2 separate regions of the Homo sapiens genome follow, and region 2 is linked to region 1. Evidence: chromatin contacts called from ENCODE Hi-C or POLR2A ChIA-PET data. All regions are on one chromosome and are shown on one strand. The core of a region is the stretch at or near the end of the contact, and the rest is flanking DNA. Distances in the headings are between cores, read along the strand shown.

What was found. A loop is a pair of places that touch in the nucleus more often than their neighbours do. ChIA-PET counts read pairs that join two places held with the same protein, here RNA polymerase II (POLR2A). Pooled maps may share reads with other maps.
Region 2: a loop to region 1 is called in a pooled map, with 5 times the contacts of the local background. The contact joins the promoter of TCEA2 here to the promoter of MRGBP in region 1. A Hi-C loop is called at or near these places in 2 of 37 single-sample maps with no recorded cell type and 8 of 50 pooled maps. POLR2A ChIA-PET finds 5 or more read pairs at or near these places in 1 of 52 experiments (Caco-2).

The regions. Positions count from the first base shown.
Region 1 is chr20:62,794,713-62,798,200 of GRCh38, forward strand. MRGBP (MRG domain binding protein) reads left to right here and starts at 1,761. Exons shown (of 5, transcript NM_018270.6): 1 at 1,761-1,959; 2 at 2,398-2,519. The coding sequence starts at 1,812. RefSeq lists silencers at 1-66, 1,528-2,067 and an enhancer at 358-904.
Region 2 is chr20:64,061,429-64,064,910 of GRCh38, forward strand. It overlaps TCEA2 (transcription elongation factor A2), which reads left to right and starts at 1,770. Exons shown (of 10, transcript NM_003195.6): 1 at 1,770-1,956. The coding sequence starts at 1,885. RefSeq lists enhancers at 1,151-1,280, 1,291-1,340 and a silencer at 1,671-2,030.

The DNA.
Region 1 (3,488 bases), core at 511-3,010:
CGAGCCCTATGCCTGCAGTAATTGTGGGGTTTCTGGTTTTGTTTTTTCCTTAACATCTTTATTGAGACCGTTAAGTTCACCCGCTTAAAGCGCACGATTCGGTGGGGTTTTGTTGCGAGCAACCGTGGCCACTATCTAATTCCAGAGCATTTCACCTCCTTAAAATGAAGCTGGGCCCGGCCGGGCGCGGTGGCTCAAGCCTGTAATCCCAGCACTTTGAGAGGCCGAGGAGGAAGGATCACCTGAGGTCAAGAGTTCGAGACCAGCCTGGCCAACATAGTGAAACCGCGTCTCTACTAAAAATACAAAAATTAGCCGGCCGTGGTGAGCGCCTGTAGTCCCAGCTACCCGGGAGTCTGAGGCAGTAGAATCGCTTGAACCCAAGAGGCAGAGGTTGCAGTGAGGCGAGATCGTGCCATTGCACCCCAGCCCGGGCAACAGAGCGAGACTCTGCCTCAAAAACAAACAAAAAAGAAGCCGGTCCCCATCCGCAGTGACTCGCGTTTCCCTCCCCCTCCCCCGTCCCCGGCAACCGTGCATCTACTTTCTATTCCTATGGAGTTGCCAGTTCTGGCTCTTCCTGTGAATGGATTCCCATGCTGTGTATTTTCGTGTCTGAATTCTCTGACTTTCGTCTCAGCCCGCACCCACGCTGCCGCAGTCCGCGCTCGCTGCTTTTAGGCTGAACGCGGCTGCGCCGTGCGGGTGCCCGCGCTCCGGGCGCCCCTCGCAGGTTCAGCCCCGGGTTGGGGGCGGCGCTTGCCTCGCGGCTGCGGGTCCCAGCCTGAACCTGTGTCTTGTTCCACTGCCGCGGGCGCCCGCCACGGAGCTGCTGCTTCCTAGGGAGACGGTTCCATCGTTGAAGGAACGGCCAGACTGTCTTTCGCAGCAGCGGCCCATCTGACCGCACAGCACGACCGCACGAGGGTCCCGAGCCCTGACCCTCGCAGCACTCGTCACCCCGGCCGCGTGGTTGTGGCGGTCTCGGCGGGGCAGGGGGTCCCCACGCGGGCTGATTCTAGTTTCGCGTGACCGATGGTGCTCATTAGCCATATCTGTACATCTTTTTTTTTTTTTCGAGTCGGAGTTTCGCTCTTGTTGCCCAGGCTGGATTGCAATGGCGCGATCTCGGCTCACTGCCTCCCGGGTTCAAGCGATTCTCCTGCCTCAGCCTCCCGAGTAACTGGGATTACAGGCGCCCGCCACTACGCCCGGCTACTTTTTTTGTATTTTTAGTAGAGACGGGGTTATACGATGTTGGCCAGGCTTGTCTCGAACTCCTGACCTCAGGTGATCCGCCCGCCTCGGCCCCCCAAAGTGCTGGGATTACAGGCGTGAGCCACCGCGCCCGGCCCATCTGTACATCTTCTTTGGAAAAATGTGTATCCAAATCCTTAGCCGTTTTATAGTTAGATTGTCTTTTTATTATCGAGTTATAAGAATTATTTATACCTTCTACAAGGAAGTTCATTATCAGATATAGGATTTGCAAATATTTTCTCTCATCTGTGGGTCGTCTTTTCACTTTTCTGATGGTTTCCTTTGAAGCACAGACTTTTTTGTTTGGGTGCAGTGTATTTCTTACTGTGCTTTAAAGAGGAACACGTTTTAAGAACCCCCGCGCGGGGCGGAGCAGGGCGGAGTCCCCGGCGGGAAGGGACCCGAGACCTCGGCTGCGCCTGCGCCGACGCCGGCGCGTGAGCCCGAGCGCGTACCCGGCGGAGCGCGCGCCCGCCCCCGAGTGCGCCTGCGCGGAGCTCGTGGCCGCGCCTGCTCCCGCCGGGGGCTCCTTGCTCGGCCGGGCCGCGGCCATGGGAGAGGCCGAGGTGGGCGGCGGGGGCGCCGCAGGCGACAAGGGCCCGGGGGAGGCGGCCACCAGCCCGGCGGAGGAGACAGTGGTGTGGAGCCCCGAGGTGGAGGTGTGCCTCTTCCACGCCATGCTGGGCCACAAGCCCGTCGGTGAGCGCCCAGGCTGCGGACGCGCGTGGGGGCGGGGCGGGCAACCGGCGGGGCGGGGCGGGGCCTGCGCTCGCGACACCCTCGCCCCCACGCTCCCCGCCGAGCCCGGGCCGTGACACCGCCGCCACACCCGTCCCGGGACCCCCGCCCCCTCCCACGCGCCCTTCGGACCCCGCCCCGGACCCCGCCCACGACCCCTACCCCCGTGAGACCGCGAGGTCCCAGCCCGCAGTGCCCCACCCCCACCCCCGCCCCGGGACAGCCCACCCCCTCCCACACACACCACCCAGCCCTGCCCCCCCACAGCCCCTCCACACCCTGGCCCTCCCCATCTCTCCGCAGCCACCCTTGCCCCTCCAGTCCCCAGGGCAGCCCGTCCCCTCCATCCCCTTTCTCCTCACCGCTCACCGGTTATCCCGCCGCCCCTCCTCCCCTCAGGTGTGAACCGACACTTCCACATGATTTGTATTCGGGACAAGTTCAGCCAGAACATCGGGCGGCAGGTCCCATCCAAGGTCATCTGGGACCATCTGAGCACCATGTACGACATGCAGGCGCTGGTGAGCCCAACCGCCCTCCCTGTGCCGCCCGATGGGGGCACGAACCCGCACACCGCTCTCTGAGAGTCAGCCTGAGCTGGGCAGAGGCCCCTCCATGTCTGCTGGGGTCTGCTGGGCAGAGTAGAGGCCCCTCCATGCCTGCTGGGGTCTGCAGTGAGCTCTCAGGGTCAGCCTGAGCTGGGCAGAGGCCCCTCCGTGCCTGCTGGGGTCCCCTGGGCAGAGACCCCTGCAGTGAGGCTCGTCCTTAAGGAGGACATCCCGGGGCTCCAGAGCCTGTCATGGAAAGCACAAACACAGTGCTAGCAGCTGGCTAGCTTTTCAGGGGCTCTGCTTTAGACTGGGTGCTGGGCCAGAGTCTCCAGCTGAGACCCTGGGGAGGGAGGGAAGGATGCAGAGTCCCGGGCCCTTAGGCCATTGTCAGCCTCCTGGGAGGCCCCCGAAGTGCTTTAGGCAGAGGGTGACCCTATCTGAGTCACACCAAGGTGAATTTGGTGACTTCTGTGGGAGTCAGACAAGTAGAGTTCCAGTCCTCGCAGAGCTTGGAGCTGGCACTGTGTGACGGGCGAGCGGGTTAACTAGGTAAGCAGGGTGGCCAGAAGAGACAGGTGGGTGTTCCAGGCCCTGTGGCAGCAGGAGGTGGTGGGTCCAGGAGCTCAAAGAAGGTGGTGTACTTGGAGAGTGGGGTGGGGGTCAGGGGTCAGGTGACCAGGAGGAGTGGGGACCTGTGCTGGTGGAGAGTCTGTGCCAGCCACGTTGGACTCAGGGCCACACCGGCCATCAGTATGACATAGGTCTCTCCCTCTGGTCTGTGCGACCTCAGGAGGGCAGTGCCTGGCAAGCACTCTCTTCTTCTTTGCCTGGTTCTGTGCCTGTGGCGCTCCCAACCGACACCCTCGGTGTCCATGGGCTCCTGCCACGTGGATGAGAACTCGAGGTGCCTGCGGCCTTTCCCCAGGGCTGTCACTGTGC
Region 2 (3,482 bases), core at 520-3,019, 1.3 Mb after region 1:
CCACGCCCGGCTAATTTTTTGTATTTTTAGTAGAGATGGGGTTTCACCGTGTTAGCCAGTATGGTCTCGATCTCCTGACCTCGTGATCCGTCTGCCTTGGCCTCCCAAAGTGCTGGGATTACAGGCATGAGCCACCATGCCCGGTCTAATTTTTGTATTTCTAGCAGAGACAGGGTTTCACCATGTTGGCCAGGCTGGTCTGGAACTCCTGACCTCAGATAATCCGCCCACCTCAGCCTCCCAAAGTGGTGGGATTACAGGGGTGAGCTACTGTGCCCAACCAAGATGAGTCTCTCTCTCTCTTTTTTTTTCTTTTGAGACGGAGTCTCGCTGTTGTTGGCCAGGGCTGGAGTGCAATGGTGCTATCTTGGCTCACTGCAACCTCCGCCTTCCGGGTTCCAGCAATTCTCCTGCCTTAGCCTCCCAAGTAGCTGAGATTACAGGTGCCCGGCACCACACCTGGCTAGTTTTTGTATTCTTTGTAGAGACGGGGTTTCACCATATTGGCCAGGCTGGTCTCGAACTCCTGACCTCAGGTGATCCACCCGCCTGGGCCTCCCAAAGCGCTGGGATTACAGGCATGAGCCACTATTGCCCGGCTAAGATGAGTCTCTTAACTGACCATATTTTCCTTTTCATTTTGGCTGCGGGGAAGCTCAGTTATATGTGATTAGTGCCACAGACAGCCCAAGAAATGCTCAGCCCATTCCACCTGCCACCTGGCCTCATAGTTCGTTGGCCTGAACTTGAATGACTACAGGCTCCTTGATCCACACCCTCCCCCAGGATTGTGCCCTCTCCAGGAAACCACCCAGCATCTGCATTACTGGGGAGCTGCCAGGCAGTGGTGGGGATGCTGGCCCTGCACCTGTCCCCGTCCTCAACCCTCCCTAGGCCTGGGCCATCTCTCTGGCTGCCTGCAGTCTGGCCCTACCTAGGGACCTCCAACAACAATGTCAATGAACACTAATTGTCATGCTCCATCCCCTCTCTGTTCTCAGGCATGTGATGTGAATCAGCTGACATCATCTTGACGGGAGCCCTGTGAGGCGGACACTTAACTCCAGTTTCACAGGTGGGGAGACTGAGACACAGTGGTCAACGTGCAGAGCCCAGAATCTGCTCCCTGGTAGCTGACTTTGCAGGCAGGGGCCTTGCCCACGCAGCCTCGGCAGAGGCCCCCGCACTTCGCGAACCCCAGCAATGGCCCCTTCCAGACGCCACGTCCAGCTACCGCGCGCTCACACCTGCAGGGCCCCACAAGAGGCCTCCCAGTGTGCGCGGGCCTCTTGAAGAAGTAACTCTACTCAGAAGCCCGAATGACCCAAACTGGGCTCTGGGAGGCTGGGGACGGCCTTCTAGGCCAAGTGGGGCGCGCGCAGGGCTCAGCGGGGCCCAAGAGAAGGGCTGAGGGCACTGGGTCCTGAGCCACCCACCGAAGGACGCCGCGGGACAGCAAGGCCCGAAGCAGGAGGAGAGAAGGGAGCAGATTCCTGGGCCTCCTGGGGCCCGGTCGCTCCGGGATGTCTGAGCTCTGGGAGGGGCGTGCCCGGGGCGCCTCCCTCGCGGGGTATTGTGGGATCACGAGTCACTGGCGACGGTGGGTCAGGACTACACTTCCCAGGAGGCTGTGCGCGCCGCGTGGCGCCTGGGAGTTGTGGTCCAGAGCGCGGGCGCGGCGGGCGCGGCAGGCGGGCGCGTGGACTACGCATCCTAGGATGCCGCGCGCGGCCGCGGGGCCGAGGGTTTGAACCGGGGGTCTGTCGTCCGCGGCGGGGCTGCGTCGGCTGCGGCGGGTGTGGGAGGTGGCGACGGCCGGGGCCGGGGTCCTGCCCGGCTGCGGAGGCGGGCGCGACGGGCGCGGGGGTCGCTGCTCCTGAGGCGATGATGGGCAAGGAAGAGGAGATTGCGCGGATCGCCCGGAGGCTGGACAAGATGGTGACCAAGAAGAGCGCGGTGAGGGGCGCGGGCCGCCAGGACCCCGGGAACCCCGCCCCGCCGAGACCCCGTCGAGCCCGCCGACCCCCGTTAGGGCCGGAAGACGACCTGAGGGGCAGGACGAGACCCCTCCCCGGCAGAGACTAACCGGGACGCAGGGGAGACCCCCACCCGTGGCCGAGACCCCTGCCCCGGGCCAGCCCTGCCGTTCACTCCCGCAACCCCGGCAGAGGCCGCGATCAGGCCTGGACCTTGTCCCGGGAGAGCCACCCGCTCTGGACTCAGACCCCTCCCTCGCCCGCAGTCACAGGCTCCGCACCCTTCCCTGTCCCTTAACTCCAGACCCCCAGCCTGGCCCGTCGACTCCTTCCTTGGCCCTGTCCCGCCTCTCGGAGCCCCCGGGGTGTTCGGGCCTCCTCTGCGGGCCGCGCCAGCCCCTTGCCTTCCTCCATCCCGGCCTGGGCATCCTCACAGGCCGAGCCCCGCCCCCCAACTCAGCCCTCTCCCACGCTCCGTCTCTTACAGCGTTTGTCACCCTCCGTCTCCCATAGCATTTGTCGCCGGCAACAGTTTGGAGTCTGAGGTTGGATCCCCTTTTCTTCTGGAGCTTCCGTGCCTCCCCTGCCTCTTCCCAGCCCTTGTCATCCTCCTTCACAGGCCAGCCAGATACCTGTCTTGCCTGTGGGCCCATTTTCTTCCCTGTCTGTCCCCACCCCACAAGAACCAGGTTTCTCTAATAAATTCTCTCCCTTCTTTAGCCAGGACTTAGCCCGCAGCAACTTGGGTTGTGGGTAGTTATGTGGACACCCTCCGAAAAGAGCCGGTGTGCTTATATAAGAGCCAGGAGGTCGGGCAAGCCTCCTCTGGGAGTGTCTGGGCGCTGGAGCCTCTGGCCGGCTCTGTTCACTGCGGCCTGGGCCTCTGTTGTCTTGCGGCCACAGCGAGACTTTGGAGGAGGCTGTGTGTGAGGACTTTGAAGGGGCCAGGTCAGTGGGGGTCCAGTTCCAGCGTCATGACCTTGGCAACCTCTGCACCCTCCCACAGAAGCATCTTTAGAGGATGCTGCCTGCCTCCTGGGGGGTGGGGAGGGGTCTGGCCGCAGGTCATTTGGAGCTCCTGGCTGGCTCAATAAACGTGACCTGTGCTTTCCCACCCAGACTGTGAACTCCTGGGGCAGGGCCAGCTGTGTGTCTGCCAGGCCAGCCCAGGGCGGTGAAGGTGGCTGAGTCATGGGCTTTGGGTGATTTGTGCAGCCACCCCAGGGCTGTGTGACTGCAGTGGGGGTTTGGGGGAAGCTTTTTGGGCTGAGCAGGGTTGAGTCTGGGTTCCTGTGACCAGCGTTCTGGACTGGGGTCTGCCCTGGGAAGGGGTGGGCTCCCACTCATTCCTGCTGGGTGCAGCACCCCCATCATTGCGTTCACACACACCCCGGAAAACTGGTCAGCACAAAGTAGGGGTCTGCGAACCATTCATAGCTGTTTCCAGAGATGACCCGAGAATGGAGTTGTTCCCCTTCTTAAAGGAGACAAAACACAAACGATAAA